2 separate regions of the Mus musculus genome follow, and region 2 is linked to region 1. Evidence: chromatin loops called from intact Hi-C (ENCODE). Cell type or tissue: heart. All regions are shown on one strand.

What was found. Hi-C counts contacts between places; a loop is a spot of excess contacts. Peaks named below come from ENCODE experiments on the same cell type or tissue, not always from the same donor. Only the 100,000 strongest peaks of a DNase experiment are listed, where the experiment ranks them.
Region 2: a loop joins it to region 1, with 4 times the contacts of the local background. A loop is called at or near these places in 2 of 42 quality-filtered maps.

Annotation. Positions count from the first base shown.
Region 1 is chr13:17,882,892-17,890,891 of GRCm38, forward strand. It overlaps Rala (v-ral simian leukemia viral oncogene A (ras related)), which reads right to left. Exons shown (of 5, transcript NM_019491.5): 4 at 5,616-5,790. Among named protein-coding and RNA genes, the nearest start is that of Rala, 57 kb to the right of the region's middle. In heart, no CTCF peak of the experiment used is centred here; no DNase peak of the experiment used is centred here.
Region 2 is chr13:17,940,607-17,948,606 of GRCm38, forward strand. It overlaps Rala (v-ral simian leukemia viral oncogene A (ras related)), which reads right to left and starts at 3,611. Exons shown (of 5, transcript NM_019491.5): 1 at 3,411-3,611. In heart, no CTCF peak of the experiment used is centred here; a DNase peak (open chromatin) is centred at 3,635; H3K4me3 peaks cover 2,407 bases; H3K27ac peaks cover 1,821 bases.

The sequences.
Region 1 (8,000 bases):
AGGCTACTTATTTTTATTTTATGTGTATGAGTGTTTTGCCTAAATACATGTATGTATGTGTGCCAGTGTACCCCATGTTTGTGTACCAATGGTGTGCCCTGTGCCTGATGTGGCCAGAGGCACTGGATCCCCTGGAACTGATGTTGTAGACAGTTGTGAGCTGTCATGAGTGCTGGGCGCTGTACCTGGGTCCTCTGCAAGAGCAGCCAGTGGTTTTCACAGCTGAGCCATCTCTCCAGACCATGTAATGAGCATTCTGTGATCAATAAATCTATTTTGCTAACTTATATTTGGTGATGATTATGTTTATAATGAAAAAATTAACATGGAAACTAAAAATTGCTAGTGAAATAACTGAGGTATTAAATTTCAACTACAAATCTGTTCTCTAACAAAGAAAGACCTAGAAAAATATAATAAGGTAAGTGTGAGAGGGAGGGTAGCTCTCACAGTCCACAGTTCTACATAATAAGCTAAGTGTAAGAGGGAGGGTAGCTCTCACAGTCCACAGTTCTACATTCTGTTTGGTCCTTAGAGTCTTGCTGCCTACCCTGAACTCACCAACCACCTGGCCAAGCTTCTCAAGAAACTCAATTACTACTTATGGAATTAAAAACTAAACTATAAAACCTTCTACCTTCAATAAGACTAGAAACAAACAAGAAATATGTGTGCTCATATATACAGCACAAGTGACAAAGACTATAGTGTCTGACATGCTTTTCTTATTATGCCTTTAGCTCTCAATGGAAACTAACTGGAGAACTGCCAGGTGCAGATGTATGGAGAAGGTACTTGTATGGAGGGAGTGCGTGTGCATCTGCTTGGACTTGTAAAGATAAAGCTATCAAAGGATGAACCAGACACTAACTAGACTAGCAGGAACACTATTTTCAAGAGCAACGGAGGACATCAGAACTGTCGAGCACCTCTGAATGACATTTCCACCTGGGAAAATTACAATTTTGTCCACTAAAACCATAAATAAAACACAAAAATTCATTAAAATTTGAAACTGGAAACAATGACTAAATTCCTAGTTGATGATATGATCATGTAGAGAAAAAAATTATTTCAGGGGTCTTTAGAACACAGTATATGGAAAATTCACCTTAGGTGTTAAAGATAAAAATAAAACTCAAACAAGTAGGACCATCATGCCTAGCATGCAAGAAACTCTACCTGTGATTCTGAGTCACACACACACACACACACACACACACACACACACACACACCTATATCTACATACACATACAAAAACATACCACACACTCATACCAACATGTACGTACACACACACACACACACACACACACACACACACACGCACACACATACACACACACACACGCACACACATACACACACACACACACACGTGTGTGTGCGTGCACAGGAACTCACATACACATACAGAACCTCAGCAACAACAAAAACAAAGCCAAACAAGTCTCAAGAATCACGCTGTGAAAGTGACTCACACACTGGAGGACAATACAAATGTCTGCTGGAAGCCAGGCTTTCCAGGATGAGTGTTACCTCAAAGAGGTAAGGATCTGTGATAGAAAATCTGAATGGGTAATAACAGCGTGAATTCATGAGCTTTTCTTCTATTTTTAGAAACGATTTCCTGGCACTGTTCAATGAAAAGCCACAAAGAGGTAATAACCAGAAGGTAATGAGCAAATATTCTCAGGTTGAGGCTGCCGACTAACAATCCATCAAATGGGATTCTTGGGTAATAGCTGATTTTTTGAGCTGGAGCAATAAATGTAACAGTTAGGTGAGAAAGTGAGGAAGCTATAAAATGCTAGTGCCTCAATAGACAAGGGAATGGATGTTTAAAAGGTAAATTCTGGACTGGAGAGCATACAAGGCTGAAATACCACAATGCCATAGACCACAATGTTGGGATTCAAATTCTCCCAGGGATTTTGGAAGCCCCTGCTTCCAATTCAGATGGGACTAGCTCTAGCAGGAAGCCCCCTTTCTGGCCAGTGAGAGTCTTCCAGTACTGGTCTCTGTATCAGCACTGTATCAGACATATATAGTACACTAGGAAAAGGACATAGAAGGCTTAACTTTCCAACAAGTCAATGACTTTCAGAAGTCACCCAAACTAGAAAACATGGCAGGAAACATTTCAAGTTGGCATCAGCTAACTTGATGAATTAAGTCCTGTTTCAAGCGCCAACTGAAACAAACATTAACCAAGGAAGAGGAAGACAGACACCCCCCTCCCCACCCCCCACCCCCGGAGACGGTAAACACTCCCCCTATAGCAGAACCACCTCCCAGGCTATCTATCTTGTTCTCCTGGCTCCACCCTCTTTTCTCATTTTAGGGCAACCCAATGCCTATGAAATTTGGCTTTCTAATTCCACACTAATGACCAGAGAAAATACCTTTTCACATAAATAAAAATAAAGACAGACAAAACAAACTCACAGGTTTACGCTTGACTTAAAATATCTGTGGCTAAAAAATAAAAACTGCCCTCACCAGTATTTCTAGTTTTAAGTATTTAGTGGCCCTGAGTTCACACTTGAGACTATTAAATTGTCAAGAGAACCAAGAAACTATTATAAAAAATAATACACAAAGAAAGTAATTTGTGTGTATATGTGTGTATACATGTAGCTTAGAATGGTTGTAAGCTCTAAGAAAGCTACACAATTCAGAAATCACAAAATAGAATAATCAAAATCTGACAGTATAATCTATTTTTCCCATGGTGAAAGATAAAGTATGCCACATGAAGACATGTAACAGACTAGGAGACAATAATGACAGCAAATGAAGTGGACAGAAGATTAATGTTATTATTCTAAAGTAGACACAAATCAAAAGGTATGTAAGCCATTAGGCAGATGGGCAGAAAGACTTCAGATGGGCAGATGACTGGGTCAATCAATCAGTCAATCAAAGCACATGCAGTCTCATCGGTAATCAGGGTTCACCATGTTCTGGCAATTTTAAAAAAAATTTATTATTATTATTATTATTATTATTATTATATCTGGTGTGTAGCTAACTTCACACATACTAGAAGAGGTCGTCAGATCTCATTACGGATGGTTGTGAGCCACCATGTGGTTACTGGGATTTGAACTCAGTTCCTTCGGAAGAGTAACACTGAGCCATCTCACCAGCCCTCTTGCAAGTTTTTAGGGCTGTCTTAGTTGGGCTGGTAAAGACTAAGAAAACTGTCTTATAAAGCACACTGCTGTGGTGGGTACTTTGTCACCTCAGATAAAGAAGAATCTTTTTCTAATAACCTCAGAAAGTTTGGTGAAGTACTGTTTGTAGTAGGAAACCTGTGGGTGCCAGGGGAGAGATGGCTCAGTGGTTAAATGCAATTTTTCCTTTCAGTAGTGGGGTTCAGTATAAGGACTCATTGTGACTTAAAACAAGTCTGTCATTGGACACACGTAGCTTTGGTCTTTCGCATCTATAAATTCTGTTTCAATTACTACCGTTGTAAATATATTTATATGTGTATTATAATTTTCCAGAAAATACATTTTAATTTTTATTTTAATACTTTTGAATTAATGGACTTTAATTTTTTTCACATAATATTCTGATCATAATCTTTTTCTCCTGAAACTCCTCCCAGTCTTTCCCACCTCCCTGCCAACCCAACTTTATTCTTTCTCTCTGAAAAAAAAAATCAAACAAACAAACCACCCCCAAAGACAAAATAGTATGAAAAGCACAAAAACAAAACAGAGAGCACAGAGAAACCTACTGAGCCGCTCTTGTGCTGGCCAACTGCTCCTGAGCCCAGGACCTGACCTGGGTGTAGGTTAGCACAGCAGTGATGGCACACTGGGGAAAACTGCATTTTTCTTTCCTAGCCACTCAATTACAAATAGCTTTTTGGTTAGGAATGGGATTTGTGCTACTTTCCCTGTCCACACTAGGACAACATACACTTTTAGAATCTGAAGTGCTGGGTCACACTTTTGAGAGATAATGACCACATTGCCCTTCTATAAATATGAGGCTTTTTGTACATTTCTTGCCAATAATATACTTTCATTTTTTTCCTAACGAGACAGGCTAAAAAATATGACATTATATTTTTTAAACAGTACATTTGTTTTTATAAGTAAGACAAAGTCCTTTTTAAGTTTAAGGCCATGTCCCCTTTTTTCTGGTAATGCATTTGGGCTGCACTCTTGCTGGACTGCTGGCTGTCTTCTCGCTATCCTGTGAGTGCTCTGATCCCAACTGGCTTCTTCTGAGGTCAGCTGACTAGACACGGCTGTGACAGCATGGCTCATCTCTGTGCACTGCCTCTGTTTGCCTCTCTGCCCCTCTCCCCTTCTTCTCAGTCACTTTTAGTGTGTTCACAAGTGTCTTAGGACAATTAGGAAGACAGATAAGCCTATGCTTTGAAAACTCCCTCATATTGAATATTAAAATACATTTTATAAGAACTTTACAAATATTTAATATAATCTTACAGAAAACCAGCACAGTATACGGAAGAGAAAAACTGTAGGACTCGCTGTGTCCAAGTACTAAGTCTGACCACCTTACTAAAAACCTTAATCATGACAACACAGCCATAATATCTGTTATAAATGAACAGAAAGAACCTCTGATTTTTTTTCTTTATCTCATGATGCTTTCTGCCTCAAATTTTTTCTTTTCTTGTGTGCATGTGTTTCTTCTTAAGACATATTCTCATTGCGACTATGTAGTCTAGGCTGGCTTTGACCTCACAGACAGCTGCCTGCCTCTACTATGGCTGACCAACCTCATGCTTCCTGACTCAGTATTATGGACCTCTAAGTATAAGCAGACTGAACTACAAAAGCTCACTGCCACCCAGAGCAATGTAAGCTTTCTAGAAATGCATATTCCGATTCTAGAACAAATGAAGCAAAATCCTTAGTGGTGAGCCTTAAGGCTGTGTGCCTGTTAGGATTCAGGACAACTGGGTGCACACTGGGTTTAAGGGGCGCCTCTAGAGAGAACCCCACTGGGAGTCTCCAAGCACCAGAGCCATCTCAGCCCTGAAGATAATCTCCCCTAATCCTGGAAAGGGTTCCATCCAGAAGGCACCCTCCCTTCAGAGGCCTTACATAACACTAGGCAGGCATCAGTCAGAGCACACACAGTGCTGGCACGGTAGGATCTAGAGCTGCTTTTACACTATACAATGCCATGAAAAATGAAGGCAGTGAGTGGGATGAGGACTTCTGATGACTTAAAAAAGTACGCTTGTCTGTAGTTCTTATATCTGAGAAGGCCCAAGACAAGGTGAATTTCTACTGTCTTACTTAAACATTTACAGATGATACACTCAGTCTGTCAGAGCTGGTGAAATGGCTCTGTGGGTAAAGGTGCTTGCCACAAGCCCAAGGACTTGAGTTTAATCCATGGTGGGAGGAGAAAAGAGACTGTCCTCTGACTTCTACAAGTGTGCTACGGCTCCCTCCCACCCTCAATAAATAAAAGCAAACTAAAAACAACAAACAAACAAACAAACAAACAAATGAAATCACTGTACTAAATTATAGTTTGGATCCTGGAGTCTAGATTAAAGTAGGGTAACAGGGCCTTTAGATACATGGCACAGTAACAATGAGAACAATTTACCTTGTCAACGTTGGCGCGCGTTTTAGCAGACGTCTCCACATAGTTAACGTTCCACTGGTCAGCTCTGTTTTTTGCCTCTTCTACAGAAACCTGCCTTTTATCTTCTAGATCTGACTTGTTACCAACCAGGAGAAATGGAACATTCTCATCTTCTTTTACTCTTAAAATCTGCTCCCTAGATAAGTAAAAGCAAGCAAGAAAGTATTAACACAATGTCTGTACATTAAACATCACATAATAGGGACTGGAGCAATGGCTCAGCAGTCAAGAGCATGTGTCACTCTTGCCTCCGGAGGATCCAGGTTCAGTTTCCAGTGCTCACATGATGGTTCACAAGCATTCCTAATACCAGCTCCAAGGGATCTGATGCCCTCTTCTGATTCCTGTGGGGACTAGGCACACTTACGGTGCACATAGTTACATGCAGGCCAAAAAGACTCATACATATAAAATAAATCTAAAACCAAAACAAGTAAACAAACAAACCCCTCAGAATAACAACTAGCCATCTGCAATCAGAATTTATTTACAAGCATGTTTCTAGATAGTACCAAGTTCATCTGTTACCTGCCAACAATTAATTTAGATATATATTCCCTTAACTAAGGATAGAAAACTACAGCAAAGTAGGAAACGCCAGCATGGCAGTAGCAGAAAAGCCGTGAGGACGGGCTCCAGGGCAGGAGCCATGGCTTTCCCTGGTTGCTGCTGTAAGTGTGAGCACATTTTGTGCATCAGCAACTCACCTACCCTCACCTACCACTTACAATCCAGATCCAAACTCATATCCTGCTATTTGTATTTATTTTAGTGTTTTCTTTTCGGTGTGGGACACTAGGCAAATGTCCTGACACAAGCATTCGTGCACAGCATCTTTTTTTTTTTTCTGCTCCAAGCGCTCCTTCAGCACTTAGCTTCCCGACATTCCAACAGGCTGTGTGGACTCTCAGACTATCCTGATGTGATGAGGAGCTTGAAAGATTAGAGGAACATGACTGAGTCTCTCAGTTTTTCTCTTAATTAAACTGATATTGTGGAAGAAGCTTTCAGAGATAGATAGCACTACTCTAATTACACTCCAAAGGTCCCACACAGACAGAGATTTCCATAGATAGCTCTTGAATACAAAGATGTCATGTGTTACAAGGTATCACGGATTGTAAAGTACTATGACTCTGCTCTTCCTAGCCATGTGATTCTGAGCAAGGTGCTTCTTTGCCTCAGCTTCCTCATATGTAAGGTGGACTGACAATGCGATCGATACTCACACTGTTGCTGTGCTTATAACTGCGTGTGGTACACAGTCAAGTATAGAATGAGTCACAGGCGCCTTATTACTGGAGCAAGATGCCTAGCTAGCTTGTGTATTTATTTTAAGGTCATAAGATTGAATCCCAGGCTTTGCGCACACTATGAAAGCGCTATATAATGTGTTTTAAATACTCTCACACTATGTCATGTGGTATCATATAAGGATTTTGAATATATTTCTTAATGATTCATTTTTAATATTTTATGCTCTTTTACTTTGCTTAATTCCCAAAGAATATTTTGTATGTTTTGAAACAATTTAGTATTCAACATTAGATATATGATCCTCAGTTATAGACAGGATTAAATATTCAGTAGTGATATTTTTAGGGTGTGAAAGGATATAAATATAAAAGTTGAAAATAATTTTTATATATTATTTGATTCTCAAAATACTCAATATTATTAATATGTTTGATGTATAAATGCATTTAAATAATAAAAAAATTAAGAAAAAAAGAAAAAATTAACACTAATAAAATCTAATTTATTAAAAAAAAGAGTGACTCTACTGAGCTATGTCCTCAATTCCTTTCATTCTTTTTTTTTTTAAAGATTTATCATTATATATAAGTACACTGTAGTTGTCTTCAGACATCCCAGAAGAGGGTGTTAGATCTCATTACAGATGGTTGTGAGCCACCATGTGGTTGCTGGGATTTGAACTCAGGACCTTTGGGAGAACGGTCAGTGCTCTTAACCACTGGCCATCTTTCCAGCCCCAATTCCTTTCATTCTTGAGAGAAGTCTCAGTAAGTTGCCAGTGTGGCCTGGCTTTGAACTTGTGACCCTTCTGCCTCAGTATCACAGAGAACTTGAGTTACAGGTATCTGAAAACACGTTTGGCCTTTTCACTTTCGAAATGATGACACATGGGCTGGCTGAATGGCTCAGCTGGCAGAGGCGTCTGTGGCCAAGGCAGACCACCTGAGCTCATTCTCTGGGACCCATATGCTAGAAGAGCATGGATTCCCACAATGTGTCCTGCAGCGTATGTCCATACGCTAAATAAATAAATAGACAAAGAGATAGAATTAAACATTTAAAATAAGAAACAAAATAAATACCTTAGAG
Region 2 (8,000 bases), 58 kb after region 1:
TACTGTGAAACCCTGACACTTAGTTTCAAATCTGAATCAAACAATAGAATTGGAACTCAGAGTTAAGTAAATTATATATGTCAAGAATTTTGTCCCTTGTATCTAACACAAGACACTGTGCAGGGCTTTCAGGAAAGCATCATATTATTTAATTTCTACATGACATTTCCTTCAGCTTTTCAATTTTTTATATTTAAGCGGGGCAGTGGTAGTGTCAGCACTCAGGAGACAGCGGCAGGCAGAGCTCAGAGTTTGAGGCCATCCTGTCTACAGAATGAGTTCCGGGACAGCCAGGGTTACACAGAGAAACACCTGTCTCAAAATCCCCACCCCTCAAAATAAATAAATAAAATTAATGGCTTATATAGGCTACTCTCATGATGTTGAGGAAATAAACCTTTACTTACATGTATGATTAAATCAATGATGAAAATTCCCTTGTAAAATGTACTCAGCTTTAAAAACTAAACAAGAAATCCTGTTCCTTGTTGGGGGCTGGAGACGGAACTCTGGTATTTGGAATGACAGCATCTCATTCCCATCTTTTAAACCAAGGGATGGGCATGCCCTCCCTCCATTACTTTCTTAAACTCCACACTTGCAGGGGAAAAGGCAACCAGACCTATAAGAATAGAGTTCTACAACTCTTTTTGTTTTTTAAAATATTCTTCCTACTGTCCTACATTGATCCCATCTACATTAGTGGAAGAAAGAAGGAAACAAATATAATTACAAACAGGGCCGGCTCCAACAGGTGCTGCAGAAGTACAAAGCCATCAGAGATCCTGTTCTGAGTTCCTTCTCTACCAGGACACCTACAAGCACAATGTTTGACCAGTTGTCATCTTGGTACACAACAGACTGTATGTAGGAGTACAGTTACATTGTGTTCGTAAGCACCTTGGAAATAAAGATGCCTGCAGCTCCCACTTGGCTAGTCACTGGTGACTCCAGGCCATCCTTCGGGACTAAGAGTGAGAAGCATAGTATCTTTTCTGGAAGCTCGGGTCAGTCAGAATCACTTTCCCCTTGACTTTTAGGATTAGCTGCAATTTTCAGTGCTCTTGGAAATTGTTACTGTACTTTTAAATCCTAGCTCTATTACACGCTAGCTTGTGAAATAACTTGACTTAGTGTTGGGGAAGACCATCCATCTGGAAGAGCTATGATGGAGATAAGAAATAATATAAGTATATTGGTATCATTACAATCCTCAGCAAAGTGCTTGATGGGCAATCAATATATAAGAACTATTATTACCAAGATAGGTGCTGAATTAAAGAAGGGAAATCTAACCTCTGGATAGTAATGTTATGAAACCAAAGGCTTCTCTCTCCTTAATCCAAGAATTATAGTATCTTATAAAACAATGGAAACTGTCTCCTACCTCTTCAAGATCAGTCTCTTCCCTAGTTAACACTCACAGCTTCCAGTATTTGTAAAATGATTGCTCTTTTTACTCATTTATAAAAGAATACAAGAACCTATTAGTTTGGTGGACCCATATACAAGAAGTGATATTGGTACATTTATTTGTACTCTGTTTATTTAAAACGCTACTTAGAAGACAGTGCAGGACCACCATATACTAGAAGACAAAGATACGTGCAGCTTAACCTGAGAATAATGCAACCATCTATAGGCCAAAACATTCCCTTAAAAATGGTGAGGAAAAAATTGGTGAACATTCTTTCCTATAATTCTTTCCTATGATTAGTTTCCCCCACACGGAGTGCCCTGGGGAAAAATAGTTGTAATGAAATACTACTTCAAAATAAACGTGCATTTGCACACCCAGCAGAGAGAGAAGCATGTGGATCTCCGAACATCAAAGTGCTGCTGATCAAAGATGCCAAGGTCACGTCGGGGTGTCAGAAGATTTCATGTATCCTTGACAAAAAATGAGCCACTCTGAGAAACCGTGCTTTTCACCTTATTTCTAAGCAGCATCAACTCCTAACTTCCTCTTTTTAAAGGCTGGGTACAGTTATCACAACCCCAAGAATATACTTGCAATCTTTTGCCAGTAAATCTCTTCCTTCTAACTCTGGATATACTCTAGAAATAAACATGAAACAATAAAATATAAATGAGTATTCGTCTAATCACAGTCCCTAAATATTTTTAACCTTTTCCAGGTCAGAATAGTGAAAATGAAATTCTTCCTGAATTTTTCCTTGATCTCCTGGAGAACAAAAAAGACAATGCAAAATTTTCATGTTCCAAGAATCCCAAAGTAACAAAACTGTGCTCTTAACAAAATTGTTTGGAGGCCTTGCTAGAGATGGAATCTAGTACCTTTTGCTTGGTATGCAAGTACCAGCCACAGTCAATCGCTTCTGGAAAGTGACTTTTCCATCAACTGTACACATTCACATCCATTCAGTGAAGAAATGTGGGGAGTTCTGAGCACTTTACGTGGTAACAGAGAAGATGAAAAGGCTCCTCCTCTGAAAACAACTGAGCCGTAGAAACATCTTAAGGGTCACAGGAGTCATTTATAAGAATATTGTATCAACAGATACAAACAGCATAGGTAATAGTACATATTAACAAGCATAAGCCAAAGGGAATGCCTTCTACACTGTGAGTAATAAATCTGTTAGTCAATTTTGGGAACGTGATTAAAGCTGTAATTTATTTACAGGAAAAGAATTTACAGAAATAAAGGTTCTCCCGGCACACGTACCCAAACTGTTTGTAAATTGTGTGCTTCCTGGCTTGACAGGTAGGGCGTGGCACCAGAGTTCTCACAGTAGCTCAAAGACACTCAGATGAGCTCTCACAAGTCTGGACGTTCTGGTTTCCATGCAAAGGCCAGTAAATTCTTTAATTCCTCCTAAGTCTCCCGACAACACAACCACCTCAGCGCCACCACGCCCGCCCACTCCAACACACGAATGCCCAAGTAAAGCACACAAATCGTATCTTCTACTCCTTGACATCTTTCAGGCACCGAACGCGGAAGATACCCCCATCACACAATGCCTACATTCCCTTCCTCTTCTAAAGGCTAAACCTGTACTAGAAGAGCCTTCGAGCATTCAGCTGGACGCGTCTAAAGACTTTAGTCTGAAAACGCCATTCCTTCCAAACACTGGCAGAGAAGCTCGAAAAGCAGCCGCTCTGTACCGGCAGAGTGGCTTGAAAGCGAGGGAGGTCGGGGTGGAGTGCGGCGCAGGGACTGCGGCGGCGGCGGCGGCGGCCCCAGGTCGCGGGCACCGCCCGGGCACAGCCCTGGGAGCCACCGGCGCTATACAGGTGACCTTCCGGAGACGCCGCCCGCTGTCGGGGCGCAGTCGGGTCCCAGCCCAGGCGGCAGGCGGGACGTGCAATCTCGGCGGCCGCGGGCCCGGCCCGTCGGACACACCCCCGCCGCGGCCCGGCCTCCCCGGCCGGCGAGCTCTCACCTGCACCGCGAGCCGCTCGACCCGCGGGCTCTTGGGCCTCGGCTGCGCCGATCGGACCGCGCTCGGAGTTCCGCGCGGGGCGCGGCAAGAGGAGTCCGGAGGGCGGCGGCAGCGGCGGCGGCCTGGGCGGCGGCGGAGGAGGAGGACTCCGGCGCTCCGCTCTAGGGAGACCCACCCTCCTCCCGGCCGCTCTGCAGCAGCCGCCGCAGATCACTTCCGGGGCGCGGGCCAGCGGGGCGGGGCGCCAGGCCGCACTTCCTGGCCGTGGGGCCGAGTACTCCATGGCGACTGCGAACAAAGGCTCTACGGGCGCGGGGGAGGCGCAGTGGTACAGCCTCCCGGTGGACCCACGGCGAGTCCCCGGGTTCGCGAGGCGTAGCCCGCCCCCCCCCCCCAAGGCCGTGCCGGGATTCCCGTGTCGCGGTGTTTTCGTCTTCCCCGGACATGGAGGGGTTCCTGGAGAAAGAAGGGGAGGGGGAGGCCGCCATCTTGCTTCTGGGGGCTGCTAGGTTCTCTTGCAAGAGTTTTCCAGTGTGTAGCCTGCAACGTGGTTTGTCGCAGATCAAGTCCGAGTTGGTGGATTGGTCGCTTGTCCTGGTTGGAGGGTCTCGGTAGCTGACCGAGTGGAGAACTGGCCTCAGCATATGGGCTTCGGGTTCCTTTTGGAGTAGACCCTTCGACACTAGATTTGGCACTGAGATAAGGCGACGGCTCCGTAACACACTAATGTCTTAAATTAGTAGTTAAACTGAATCGGTTGTTTTCTTTAAAACTGCCCACAAGTTCGAGATAGTTTGCCTAGTGTCTGTTAGCGGCCACACGTTCTTCCCTGGACTTTAAAATTCTCATTTCCTTTGGCCCCAAATGAAGAACCAACGGCTTGGTTGGTTGGCATGACTACTTAAAGGAATGAATGTACACTCAATCAAGTTTGCAGTCTAGAAACCTAGTACTTGGCGTTTGGAAGTATGAATGGAGGGAAGACTTGATAACTTTACTAACAATAGGTTAGAGTTTTAAACTTAAGTATGATCTTTTTTCCAGTACAAAAAGACGATGGTAAATGTGGATCCAAATAAAGGGAGTCCCCGCAGAACAGGGATCAGTGGTTCATGGAGAAGGCTGAGTGCCACTTATCTGTCTTAAAAGTTCTACAAGAGCTGATGAGAAAGATGAGGCTACAGAAGGAGACAGGAGTCAAGTCATGGCTGGCTTTTGTGTCTATTAAATTCTGGAAGTAGAATGGCTGGATACATCAAATTTTAAGCAGTTTATAAATGGAGGACCGATTAATGGGGGAGTTGGGCAGTATAGCAAACATAGAGTAGACAGTGAACTATTGCAGAAGAGGAAAGAGAAAGGTATTTTTAATAGTGCCAGTAACCAACCAAAAGATGATTCCCAGATGATGAAGCCATATAAGCATCATAAGCCAAATAAGAATTGTTTGCTGGGCAGCTGGAGGGTAAGAGAATTGGAAGTCAATGTTTTGTTTTTGGAAAGATGCAGGATAAAAGTGTACTTTGTGTATGTGGTTTTGTCCTGGCCATGTAACTGGGGGGTGACCTTGAACTTCAGACTCACCTAACTCCATCTCCCAAGTGCTGGTAATAGAGACTTGCACCATCAAGTCTGGTTTTGCTGGGGCTAGAACCCTGAGTTTCATACCTAGCCACCAAACACTCTTGCTCCTAGAGCTATAGCTCGATTGCGGAAAGGTGTACTTTACTGAAGAGGCGAAGAAGGATGGACATAGGTTACAGGAAAAGGGTTTCTTTAGTCTGAAGTGAAATGGTGTTATCTAGTGGTAGTTGCTGTGTGCTGGGTTCCAAGTTCTGGAGTGGGCAGGACGAGCTGAAGTTAGATATGCCATAGGTTTATATTGCCACTTTCAAGCAGATGCAGTCTCACTTCATTGAGCACAATTTCAAAACTTTTTCTCCTTTCTGCTTTACTTAAGAGAAAATTTTAAAATACTGTATTAATCTCACTGTCCATAGCCATTCTAATATTATTCTAGTACCTAGTGGTCTACATGAAGATATGAACAAATAACTGATGTGTGGAGGTCTCAAGAGGCAGGGGGAACTGAAATCCAAAACACAGATTGAAAAATGGCCTCTTACTGTAAAAAAGAAAAAAAGGCCTAAACAATGAATATGGTCAATAAGTTAGCTTCATTATATTCAGAAACTTGTATCCTTAATTTTTGAGTGAATTCTTACAATAAACTATGTAATATGTTACAAAGAAGAAAGCAACACATTTTATTCAAGTGTCCTACTTATTAATATTATCTTTCTTGATTCCCAAGACTCAAACTGCCTACATATTAGGGATATTTTGAGACTTCCCTTCTTTTGTAAAAGAAAAGGGTCTGAAATACATTAATTATGATGTGACCTTATCCCCCTTCCTTGACTCTGAGCTTAAACAGCTGCTTCCTCTCTAACAGCATTTGGTTCTTCTGGCTTCTCTGATCTGGTTTAATTCACTGATTGTTCCATCCAGATTGTATAAATACTTTCTCTTCTGCTCTGTCCTTATTTCTGCACTTATCTGGGAAAAACCAATCTGCTTATTAAATAGCTCTTTTTAACAAGGGTCATTTAAATTAAATTAGAACTCTGCATGAAGATGTGAAAGTATTCTGTTGACATATATATCCATACCCACACAAGAACAACTAGGAACTGATGCTAAGATGTGATAATAACCCTGAAATATAATATAAAATTGAACAAAGTTAAAGTGGATCTCAATTTTGATATTCACAGATGCTGTTCAAAGGTCATTTTCACACTATGTCAAAATGTATCAAAGAGCACTTTAATACATTAATTTGAGTTATTTCCAGTGATAAAATGCATAATCTTATTTATAACTAACAAGCATAAAACCTGTTTAGTACTAAAAGATTGAAAAATTATGCAGGGAATTAAACAGAATCAAGTGTATCTATTGTCTCATTTAAGAGAAATATTTCATTACAATCAGATTTTGGTTTCTAAATCATACAATGATAAAAGGATAACGTAAAATACCTTATGTACTCTAACTATATACTAAAAGTACAAAATACTACTCAATTATAGATCCAAAATTTTATATTATTAACATTTCTCATAATAGATCAAAAATAGGGCCTATTTTTGATCTATTATGAGAAATAGGTATAGCAGTGAATGCCTATAATTACATCACTGGGGAATTGGAAACATCAAGACTTCAAGGCCATCCTTGGCTACACAGTGAGTTCAAGGCCATTCTGGACTACGTGAGAATCTGTACAGTACACTCATAATCATATCAAAAATTCAAATTGGCATATTAAACAATACAAAAACTTCATTTATGTAAATCAAAGATTCCATAACATGAAGGAATATTACCATCTTTATATAATTTTTCTACACAGAAAGTGTTAATGACTGATGAAATTTTACCTGATTTAACCCAGAGCAGAGTAACTTCTAGAACAGGACAATGAACATTTGTATTTGTGTTTTTCTTATCCTTACTGCAGTCCAGTTATGGTTCTAAGGATTCTACAGATTTTATTGCATTAAATCTTAAAATTATACAAAAGAACTTGCTAAAAAAAATTGCAAGAAAAAATTTTCTTTTTGTCTCACCTCTCCATTCTGCATTTGCATACAATCACTAAGAAGGCAGCCAAGCCTGGTAAGAGTAATTTATCAGTGACTCATGAGGCTTGGGGCAGTTATTGGCTCTATTTAGCGTTCTGTACAATCTCAGATTTTACTGGAACCAGAGCTTCCCAAACCTACTCGTTCCCCAGAATCTGAGGGAGCAAATGCCTTCAGTTTATCCAACATATTTTAATTGGTGGAAATCGAGAAGTCTGAATTTCAATAACTCTAATGTACATTGGAAATCACTGAATAGTCTTTCCCTCTAACTGTATAGAAAGTCTGGAAATCTGTGGTCCAAGAGGGCCTCAAGTTGTCAGAACTCTGTTCTTTCTGTTCCCACTAGTGGAGCGACATCGACGAGGCCAACTACAACACCTGAGCCTAGATATACAAGCGATATAAATCCTTAGCCTCTACTTAACTTTACCTATCTATCTCCATGGCAAGACACCAACTAACTTAAAGTATAAAACTTCGGTTTTTGTTAACTTGACAGAAGTTAGTCATCCAGGAAGAGGAACCCTCAGTTGAGAAGATGCCCCACCAAATTGTCCTGTGGGCAAGCCTGAGGGGTGTTTTCTTGAACAGTGACTCATGTGGGTGGGACTAACTCACTGAGGTTGGTGTCACCCCCCAGGCAGGTCATCTAGAGTTTTATAAGAAAGCTGAGCAATTCATGGGAAACAAGCCATTAAGCATCATTATCCCAAGGCCTTTGGTTGAGTTCCTGCCTTCAGTTCCTACCCAGACTTTCTATATAATGGACTGAGGAAAGTATATGATGAAATAAACACTTTCCTCTTATGGTGGTTTGAATGAGAATGCTTCCTGTAGGCTTATATATTTGCATGCTTAGTCCCCAGTTGATGATCTGCTTGCAAGGATTAGAATTCAAGTTCTTGTTGGAGGAGGTGTGACACTAAGAAAGGTTTCA